Linked DNA regions of Homo sapiens: regions 1 and 3 are each linked to region 2. Evidence: chromatin contacts called from ENCODE Hi-C or POLR2A ChIA-PET data. All regions are on one chromosome and are shown on one strand. Each heading gives the region's core, a stretch centred on a gene start or an enhancer-like site at or near the end of the contact. The rest is flanking DNA. Distances are from core to core; before and after follow the strand shown.

Evidence for each region. Hi-C counts contacts between places; a loop is a spot of excess contacts on that map. ChIA-PET counts read pairs that join two places held with the same protein, here RNA polymerase II (POLR2A). Pooled maps may share reads with other maps.
Region 1: a pooled map shows a loop between it and region 2 (2.4-fold over the local background). The contact joins two enhancer-like sites. A Hi-C loop is called at or near these places in 1 of 37 single-sample maps with no recorded cell type and 3 of 50 pooled maps. POLR2A ChIA-PET finds 5 or more read pairs at or near these places in 7 of 52 experiments (BJ, GM12878, K562 and 4 more).
Region 3: a loop to region 2 is called in a map of chondrocyte, with 5 times the contacts of the local background. The contact joins two enhancer-like sites. A Hi-C loop is called at or near these places in 5 of 168 maps with a recorded cell type or tissue (B cell, K562, chondrocyte and 2 more), 8 of 37 single-sample maps with no recorded cell type and 15 of 50 pooled maps. POLR2A ChIA-PET finds 5 or more read pairs at or near these places in 5 of 52 experiments (GM12878, H1, K562 and 2 more).

What each region holds. Positions count from the first base shown.
Region 1 is chr22:20,518,925-20,521,624 of GRCh38, forward strand. All of the region lies in intron 1 of MED15 (mediator complex subunit 15), which reads left to right. Among named protein-coding and RNA genes, the nearest start is that of MED15, 13 kb to the left of the region's middle. Within about 2 kb of position 1,352, at least 5 of the 41 ENCODE cell types and tissues checked have a DNase peak (open chromatin) inside an H3K27ac peak, as active enhancers do.
Region 2 is chr22:20,749,364-20,752,063 of GRCh38, forward strand. PI4KA (phosphatidylinositol 4-kinase alpha) reads right to left here. Exons shown (of 55, transcript NM_058004.4): 26 at 2,311-2,392; 27 at 1,930-2,013; 28 at 542-631. Among named protein-coding and RNA genes, the nearest start is that of SERPIND1, 23 kb to the right of the region's middle. RefSeq lists enhancers at 963-1,082, 2,104-2,700. Within about 2 kb of position 1,333, at least 11 of the 41 ENCODE cell types and tissues checked have a DNase peak (open chromatin) inside an H3K27ac peak, as active enhancers do.
Region 3 is chr22:20,565,835-20,568,534 of GRCh38, forward strand. MED15 (mediator complex subunit 15) reads left to right here. Exons shown (of 18, transcript NM_001003891.3): 7 at 633-983; 8 at 2,687-2,700. Among named protein-coding and RNA genes, the nearest start is that of MED15, 60 kb to the left of the region's middle. Within about 2 kb of position 1,282, at least 17 of the 41 ENCODE cell types and tissues checked have a DNase peak (open chromatin) inside an H3K27ac peak, as active enhancers do.

The sequences.
Region 1 (2,700 bases), core at 102-2,601, 230 kb before region 2:
TCACTGCAACCTCCACCTCCTGGGCTCAAGCGATCCTCCCACGTCAGCCTCCCAAGTAGCTGGGACCACAGGTGTGTGCCTCCATGCCCGGCTAATTTGTGTAATTTTTTGTAGAGTAAGGGTTTTGCCATGTTGTCCAGGCTGGTCTCCAACTCCTGGGCTCAAGCGATCTGCTGCCTCCGCCTCCCAAAGTGCTGGGATTACAGGTGTGAGCCACTGTGCCTGGCCCTGAGACATTTATTTAAAGACAAAGGGGAGTACAGGCTAGAGAACAGAGGGGAATAGAATAGCAGCCAAGGCATAATTACCTCTAAACCATCACCCCATAAGGGAGATGTTCGCCTCAACTTTAGTAATGACTCTCTTTCTAGTCTAGGTGCAGGGCTGTTAATAGAGGCCCTGTGATTGGGTTAAGGGCTTGAGGTACAATAACTCTGTTATTTAGGGCAGTGAGTCCTTGGAGAAGATGCTTTACCTTCTTTCCAAGCCCCATGTCTCCTTATTTTGAGGGTGTTTTTTTTTTTTTTTCTTGAGACAGTCTTGCTCTGTTGCCCAGGCTGGAGTGCAGTGGCCTGACCTCGGCTCACTGGCCTGACCTTGGCTCACTGCAACCTCCGCCTTCCGAGTTCAAGTGATTCTTGTGCCTCAGCCTTCTGAGTGGCTGGGATTACAGGCCTGCACCACCACACCTGGCTAATTTTTGTATTTTTATTAGAGATGGGGCTTCACCATATTGGCCAAGCTGGTCTCAAACTTCTGACCTCAGGTGATCTGCCTGCCGCATCCTCCCACAGTGCTGGGATTACAGGCGTGAGCCATTGCATCCGGCCTGAGGTTTTTATTTTGAGAATATTTCAAATGTACAGAGAGTTGCAAGGACAGTAAAAGCACTCAGGCATCCTCTTCCCTGGGATTCACCAGCTCATTCTCACTTTTACCATCTTCCCATACTCCCTGGGGGCCTCCTCCTTCTGGGCTTCGTTTCCTTTTATTTGTTTCTGTCTTTTTAATTTTAATTTTTTTTTAACTAGCCCTTCTCTTTGGCAGGATTTGTTCACTTTTAATCCTTGGCCCCAGCAGCTTCTCTGAGCTCTGCCTATGAATCTGGGGGAGAGATAGGGGCTCACACAAGAGTGAAGTGTGAGCTGGAGGGCTGAAGGGGAATGAGGGACATCTGGGCCAAAGGCAGGGGACCAGCAAGGCCCCCACCCCTGGAACTTCTGTTCTTCCCAGCCTACGTACCCCTTGCTTCTTCTTATGTTGGTGGGCTCTGGGGGCTGGGTGAAAGCAGTGCTTGTAGGTTAAGAAGTGACTCATCCCACGTGCCCGCTGCCCTTCTCTTCTGTTCTTTGCTCTTTCCAAGCTTCCTTTCAGTCCTCCTCATCAGACATGACCTTTGAGGAAGTGATGAGTCTGCTATGTGTGAGACAGAGCCCCTGTTGTGAAGTAGAACTCAGGGTTCGTCCTCAGAAGCCTCGGTGGGTCACCATACGTCCTGCAAGTGCTGTCAGTCTGCTTTGATTCGTGTGAGGGAGAAGTCCCTGCCAAGTGCTCTGTAGTAGGCATTCAGGCCAACCAAAGAACAGGGCAGGGTCCTGAGGCACAGGCTCAGAGCTCTTGCTTATTTCATGGGGTGTTTAAATTGAGGTATAATCCCTATCACAGTGAACGACACGCATACTTCCAATCTTGAGTGTGCCACCAGAGAACTGTTGATACTCCCCAGATCTGCACCCAGCCAGGGCAAACTGTGCACCACTCTTCTGACTTCCATGGCCAGCCGAGACATTTGGAATCTCTGTGCAATCACACTCTGTGCCATCTTTTTTTCGAGACAGGGTCTCGCCCTGTTGCCCAGGGTAGAGTGCAGTGGTACAATCTCGGCTAACTGCAGTCTCGACCTCCTGTGGGCTCAAGCAATCTTCCCACCTCAGCCTCCCAAGTAGCTGGTACTACAGGTGCTCACCACCATGCCCTGCTAATTTTTGTGTTTTTTGTAGAGATGGGGTTTTGCCATGTTTCCCAGGCTGGTCTCGAACTCCTGGGCTCAAGCAATCCACCTGCTTCAGCCTCCCAGAGTGCTGGGATTACAGTCCTCTGTGCAATTGTGTGCATCATGTGTGAAATTTATCCTCATTTATCCTCACAGGCAGCAGTTGTTCTATTTTTTTTTTTTTTTTTTTTTTTTTTGAGATGGAGTCTCACTCTGTTACCCAGGCTGGAGTGCAGTAGCACAATCTTGGCTCCCTGCAACCTCTGCCTCCTAGGTTCCGGCAGTTCTCCTGCCTCAGCCTCCCGATTAGCTGGGATTACAGGCACGTACCACCATGCCTAGCTAATTTTTATATTTTTAGTAGAGACTGGGTTTTGCCATGTTGGCCAGGCTGGTCTCGAACTCCTGACCTCAGGGGATCCACCCACCTCGGCCTCCCAAAGTGCTGGGATTACAGGCATGAGCCACCATGCCCAGCCTGTGTTTTTGTTTTTTTTGAGACTGAGTCTCACTCTGTCGCCTAGGCTGGAGTACAGTGGCGTGATCTTGGCTCACTGCAAGCTCTGCCTCCCGGGTTCACACCATTCTCCTGAGTAGCTGGGACTACAGGCGCCCATCACCACACCCGGCTAATTTTTTTTTTTTTTTTGTATTTTTTTTAGTAGAGATGGGGTTTCACCATGTTAGCCAGGATGGTCTCCATCTCC
Region 2 (2,700 bases), core at 83-2,582:
CTTTCCTCTCACACCCTGTGGCATTACATGGTTTACTTCGTGGCCATCTGAGTTTCCAAACCAGTGTTTTTGTCTGAAAGACTCCCATGCACCTACATGTGCAGCTTATGTGGAGCTTTAATGGGACACAAGTCCCCAACTCTGCCTCTGCTCCACCAGCCTTGGTCAGGCCCCTGCCTTTGGGCACAGGTGCCAGCAATGCACTTGGCACTTAGAGATGCTGCCATCTGGCAGCCTCCCACATCCACCACACAAGCCCTTCCTCTCGTGAGCAGCCCCCAAGTCTTGCCACAGACCTGGCACCTCACCTGGTGTGAGCCGTCAGATGCCCTCCTTGTGCCCTGGCCAGCACTGGCCCCACAGGCGCTCCTAACACACAGAGCAGCCTCTGAGGCATCTATTATTCTCAGGCCCTAGACTGATGCTTCCAGTCTCCATTCACACTAGTGCTATTTGGATTTTGAGTTCTTCATGTCTCTGTAAAGCTTTTTTGGGAGTTTGAAGGAGCTTATGGCAATTGCCTTTTGATGGTTTCAAGTACCTGCAGGTGGGACTTGGTGACGGTAGGTGCCCACTTCATGGCCTCCTGGAGGATCATCCCACAGCGTGCAGCGAAGTCCTTCACAATGCTCTGGAAGAGGGTGAAGCTGCTTCTCAACAACCCGAGGTCAGTTCATCTGAGCTGCCGTAGTGACTGTCATGGGCTGAACTATGTCTCCCCAAATCCCTATGCTGCGCCTTAACTGGTACCAGTACCTCAGAGTGGAACTCATTTGGAGATAGGGCTTTAAAGAGGTGATTCAATTAAAAGGCTGATAGGGTAGGTCCTGATCCAATCTGGCCAGTATCCTTCCTTACGTGTGTGCAGAGGAAATCTGGACACACAGAAATACTGGGGCAGGGAGGAGGGTGTGCACAGAGGGAAGAACACGTAAAGACACAGGGAGAAGGCTGCCATTCACAAGCCAAGGAGAGAGGTCTCCACAGAAACCAGCTCTGCCAACACTTTGATTTTACACTTCGGCCCTCAGAACTGTAAGACAATCAATGTCTGTCAAGACCTTTCAAGCTGCCCAGTCTATTGTCTTTTGCTACAGAAGCCCAAGAGACTAGCACAGCCACTAAGTTTGAACCTCAAGGCCCCTGGGGCCAGGAAGCCCACACACACTATGATCTGTATGTAATTCCTGCACAAGGTTTGTGGCAGAATCTACAAGAATAACATGTCACAGGGACACTGTGCAACTTGTGTCCTGGGTCTGGGACTGGATGGAAGGGCAGGCTCTGCGTGGCAAAATCCTCTTCGGTGCCACACCACTCTGTGGGAAACTCCCCATTGACAGCTGGTCTGGCAGAGGTCCAGAGGTAGGACATGACTCAGCCCAGGCTGAAGGAGCTGTGAGCTGAGTTGCAGTCTTGCCACAGTGAGGGCTCTGAGACCGAGTTGGGGAGAGGAGAGACCCAGTACATCCTCCTCTTTTGGAGTGATTTATTCTGCCAGTTTCCCCATTGGATAGCACAAGTCAAAGGCATGATCCCCTATTACCACAATAACAAAATGTCAGTGCACCTCAGAGAAGTGAAGTCCACCTGAAAATCATGCTTGTGCGACGCAGACTCGAGAGGCTATAAACTGGCTGGTAGCTGAAGACCTCTTTGGCAGCTAAACCGAGAACACAGCTGAGTCAACATGGCTGAGGTGGGGGAGCTGGGCTTGGAAGACAGAGCGACCTGGGGGCAGCCAGCTCCCCTTGCACTCGGTGGAGCCTGGCAATGGCTTGGTCTCCTCACTGGGGGATGGGGCCAGCACCACCCACACCTCAAATTGCTGGGGACTGGGTGAGCTCATGCAGGTTGACCATCTCGTGGAAATACTCAGGGAATTGTGGTAAAGATGGCCCTTAGTGCAGGGGATCGTGTCGGGCCTACCTCACGGGCTTCGTACGTGTCAGGAACCGTGATCCGGTAGGGGGCGTCGGGGATGTCATAGTAAGGCTGATCCTTGTGAATATCCTGCAAGCACAGCAAGACTCCCTCTTCCAAACTGCCTTCCCCAAGTTGCCACTAGCAACCACATGGGCCACCCCTACCCACCACCTGTCTGTCTGTGACAGGCCTCCATACTTGATGCAACTTATTGCAAAACACCAGGTGGATTTGGGCCCCCTCACCCCCAACTCGACACCTGTAGCATTAATTATGTTCAGGCTTATTGTCAGAGAAGCATGCCACAACACAGGGCGGACAGGGCCGGCGGGGTGGTGGTAGAGCGGGTGGTGTTTGGGCCCTAGGTCTCCTGGGGACACTCACAGCGCTCAGTGACAGTGACAGGGTCTGCAGGATGTCCAGCATGGTCTTCAGCACAGTCCCGCTCCAGAGCAAGTGGGGAAACCTGCACCAAGAGCCAGCTCTCAGGACCAAGAGCCAAACCTCCAAGGAAGGTCTGCTTCTAGGAGCCCCCTCAGCTGCCAGCCCGAGCCCATATCTGCTTCAGGCCAGCTGAAGGAGGAGGTCGGGAGGCCCTTGCAGCAGGATGCCTGGCCTCCTCAGGCTCATTGCAGTAAGGTGAGCAACGCCTGGTCAGAAAGGCTCCCCAGGCCCCTGCCAGCCCCACTTCTTAGGGCCAGACAAACCTGACACCAACTGCCTTGGTTATGCACTGGCCAGGACACCCCTCACTTTCCAAAGCAATCCTCTTAG
Region 3 (2,700 bases), core at 32-2,531, 180 kb before region 2:
TCTTTTGCTGAAGTTTCTAGGTATGCCCTTTGAACCATCCTAGTGGAATGGTAGACCAGAGCCCAGGCACACACTTGGTGCCTCCCCGGTGTCAGGAAGGCAGCTGGTGTTGGCCTCGGGGGGCCCAGAGCCTTTCTGTGGGAGATGTGCCCCTCCCCGTGTGAGTGAGAGGTCAGCCTGTCAGCCCAGGAAGGCCTTTTTTTTTTTTTTTTTTTTGAGACTTTTTTTTGCCTCTTACTCTGTTGCCCAGGCTGGAGTGCAGTGGTGTGATCTCGGCTCACTGCAACCTCTGCCCCACCAGTTTAAGTGATTCTCCTGCCTCAGCCTCCCAAGTAGCTGGGATTACAGGTGTGAGCCACCATGCCTGGCTAATTTTTGTATTATTAGTAGAGACGGGGTTTCGCCAGGTTGTCCAGGCTGGTCTCGAACTCCTGACCTCAGGTGATCTGCCCGCCTCGGCCTCCCAAAGTGCTGGGATTACAGGCGTGAGCCACTGCACCCAGCCAGGAAGGCTTTCTTGATGGCTCTGCAGATGGCCACCTGGGCTTCCTGAGGCCCAGACTGTCACAGGGAGGAGCTGGTGCCACAGAGGCAGATGAGTGATAACCGAGTGCTGCTTGTTCTGTCTCTAGATACAGCAGCAGCAACAGCAGCTGCAGCGAATAGCACAGCTGCAGCTCCAACAACAGCAACAGCAGCAGCAGCAGCAGCAGCAGCAGCAGCAGCAGGCTTTGCAGGCCCAGCCACCAATTCAGCAGCCACCGATGCAGCAGCCACAGCCTCCGCCCTCCCAGGCTCTGCCCCAGCAGCTGCAGCAGATGCATCACACACAGCACCACCAGCCGCCACCACAGCCCCAGCAGCCTCCAGTTGCTCAGAACCAACCATCACAACTCCCGCCACAGTCGCAGACCCAGCCTTTGGTGTCACAGGCGCAAGCTCTCCCTGGACAAATGTTGTATACCCAACCACCACTGAAATTTGTGAGTACCTGTGGCCCACAGTGGAGCACATGCAGCCCGTGGCTCTGTCAGCAGTAGTTTCTAGGCTCTTTGGCTAGAGATAGCATATCCTATTCTTCAAGTGCTGAGACTTCAGGCAGCCCCCACCCCTTGCCAGCCCTGCCGACTCTAGCATGGCTCAGCAGGGAAGCATGTGTTTTGCATTTTGTGTTCTGAGAGCTGCTTCTGCACCCCGCACAGGGTACTGCTGCTGCTACTGGGGCACCAAGTCGCATTCCAAGCAGTGTGGCTGATTGCAGCAGTTCTGTGGGCCCTTTCAGGGTGTGAGCACTTCGACTGATGAGCACCACATGAAAGGATGTGCCAGCTCCGTCAGTGTCTGGTGGTTTGCCAACTACTCAGAGTTAATGTTCTAAGCAAATATCTTTTTTTTTCCTTTACACTCTGCCAAGTCTCAGGAGAACAAAGTTCATTACTATATTTTTGAGAGGAGTATTAATATAAAATACTGTTATTCCTAGTTTCATTTTGTATCTCTGCACAAAGCCAGTCTACTCAGTGACAGGCACAGAGGACAGAGTATGATCACCAGGATGAAGGTAGCTGCATCAAGGGGCCATTTGGACAACTCTTTGGCTCCCTTGGTTTTTGTGGCCTTTTCTGTTTGTGATTCATGAGTGGAATGGGGCCTGAGGCAAGTGTGGGGGTGAACAAGAGGCCTCATAGGCAGACTGGAAGTCTAGGAGAGTTGTGAGGAGCAGATATGCTCACTCATCTGTCACCTGGGAGTCGACACACTGCCTGACCCCGGGGACTGTGCAGACTGAAACCCTTGTGTGCTGCATGGTGGAATGTGCCCTGGCAGGGTTTGCCCTAGTGGCTTGGAGATGTCTAAGGAAGAGCCCGCTGCATGTTGGAATGTGCCCTGGCAGGGTTTGCCCTGGTGACTTGGAGATGTCTAAGGAAGAGCCCCCTGCATGGTGGCGCGGGCCTGTCTCGTCCTTCTGGAGGCCCCTCCATGCAGTGGCTCCACAGTTGCCCCTTTTGCCCAAGTTTGCCCCCCACCCCCACTTTTTTCTTTTGAAGACAGGGTCTCTGTTTTCCAGGCTGGAGTGCACTGATGTGATCAGACCTCCCTGCTCAAGCGATTCTCCCACCTCAGCCTCCCAAGTAGCTGGGGCTGCAGGTGTGCATCCCCACACCTAGCCAAATTTTTGTATATTTTGTAGATATGGGGTTTGGCCGTGTTGCCCAGGCTAGTCTTGATCTCCTGGGCTTAAGCGATCCACTGGCCTTGGCCTCCCAGAATGCTGAGAATACAGACAGGAGCTACTACGCCCTGCCCTCTGCTGGCCGGCTAACCCAGCTTTCCTTCAAGGAATCAGGCTGAGTGAAGCTCTTGTGGACCATCAGCATGCTTGGCCCAGAGGATGAGCAGGCTAGGCTGTAAGCTCTGCATTGGAAGTCGTCAGTGCTTGTGATAGCTGGTGCTGAGGGATGTGTGGAGACATCCCAGTGGGAGGGCCACATTGCCACTTGCCAGAATTGGATTTGAGCTAATGGGATCCTAGATGGCCAGTAAGGTGACATCACAGCACATGAGGTCATGAAAGTCCCATTCCTCACCTCAAGAAAGGCTCCATTTCCTAAGCTTCCACAGGAAGACTAGGCTCTGCTCTCTGACCCAGGTGGTTCCAAATCACATTCTCTCTTTCTCCCTCAAGGTCCGAGCTCCGAT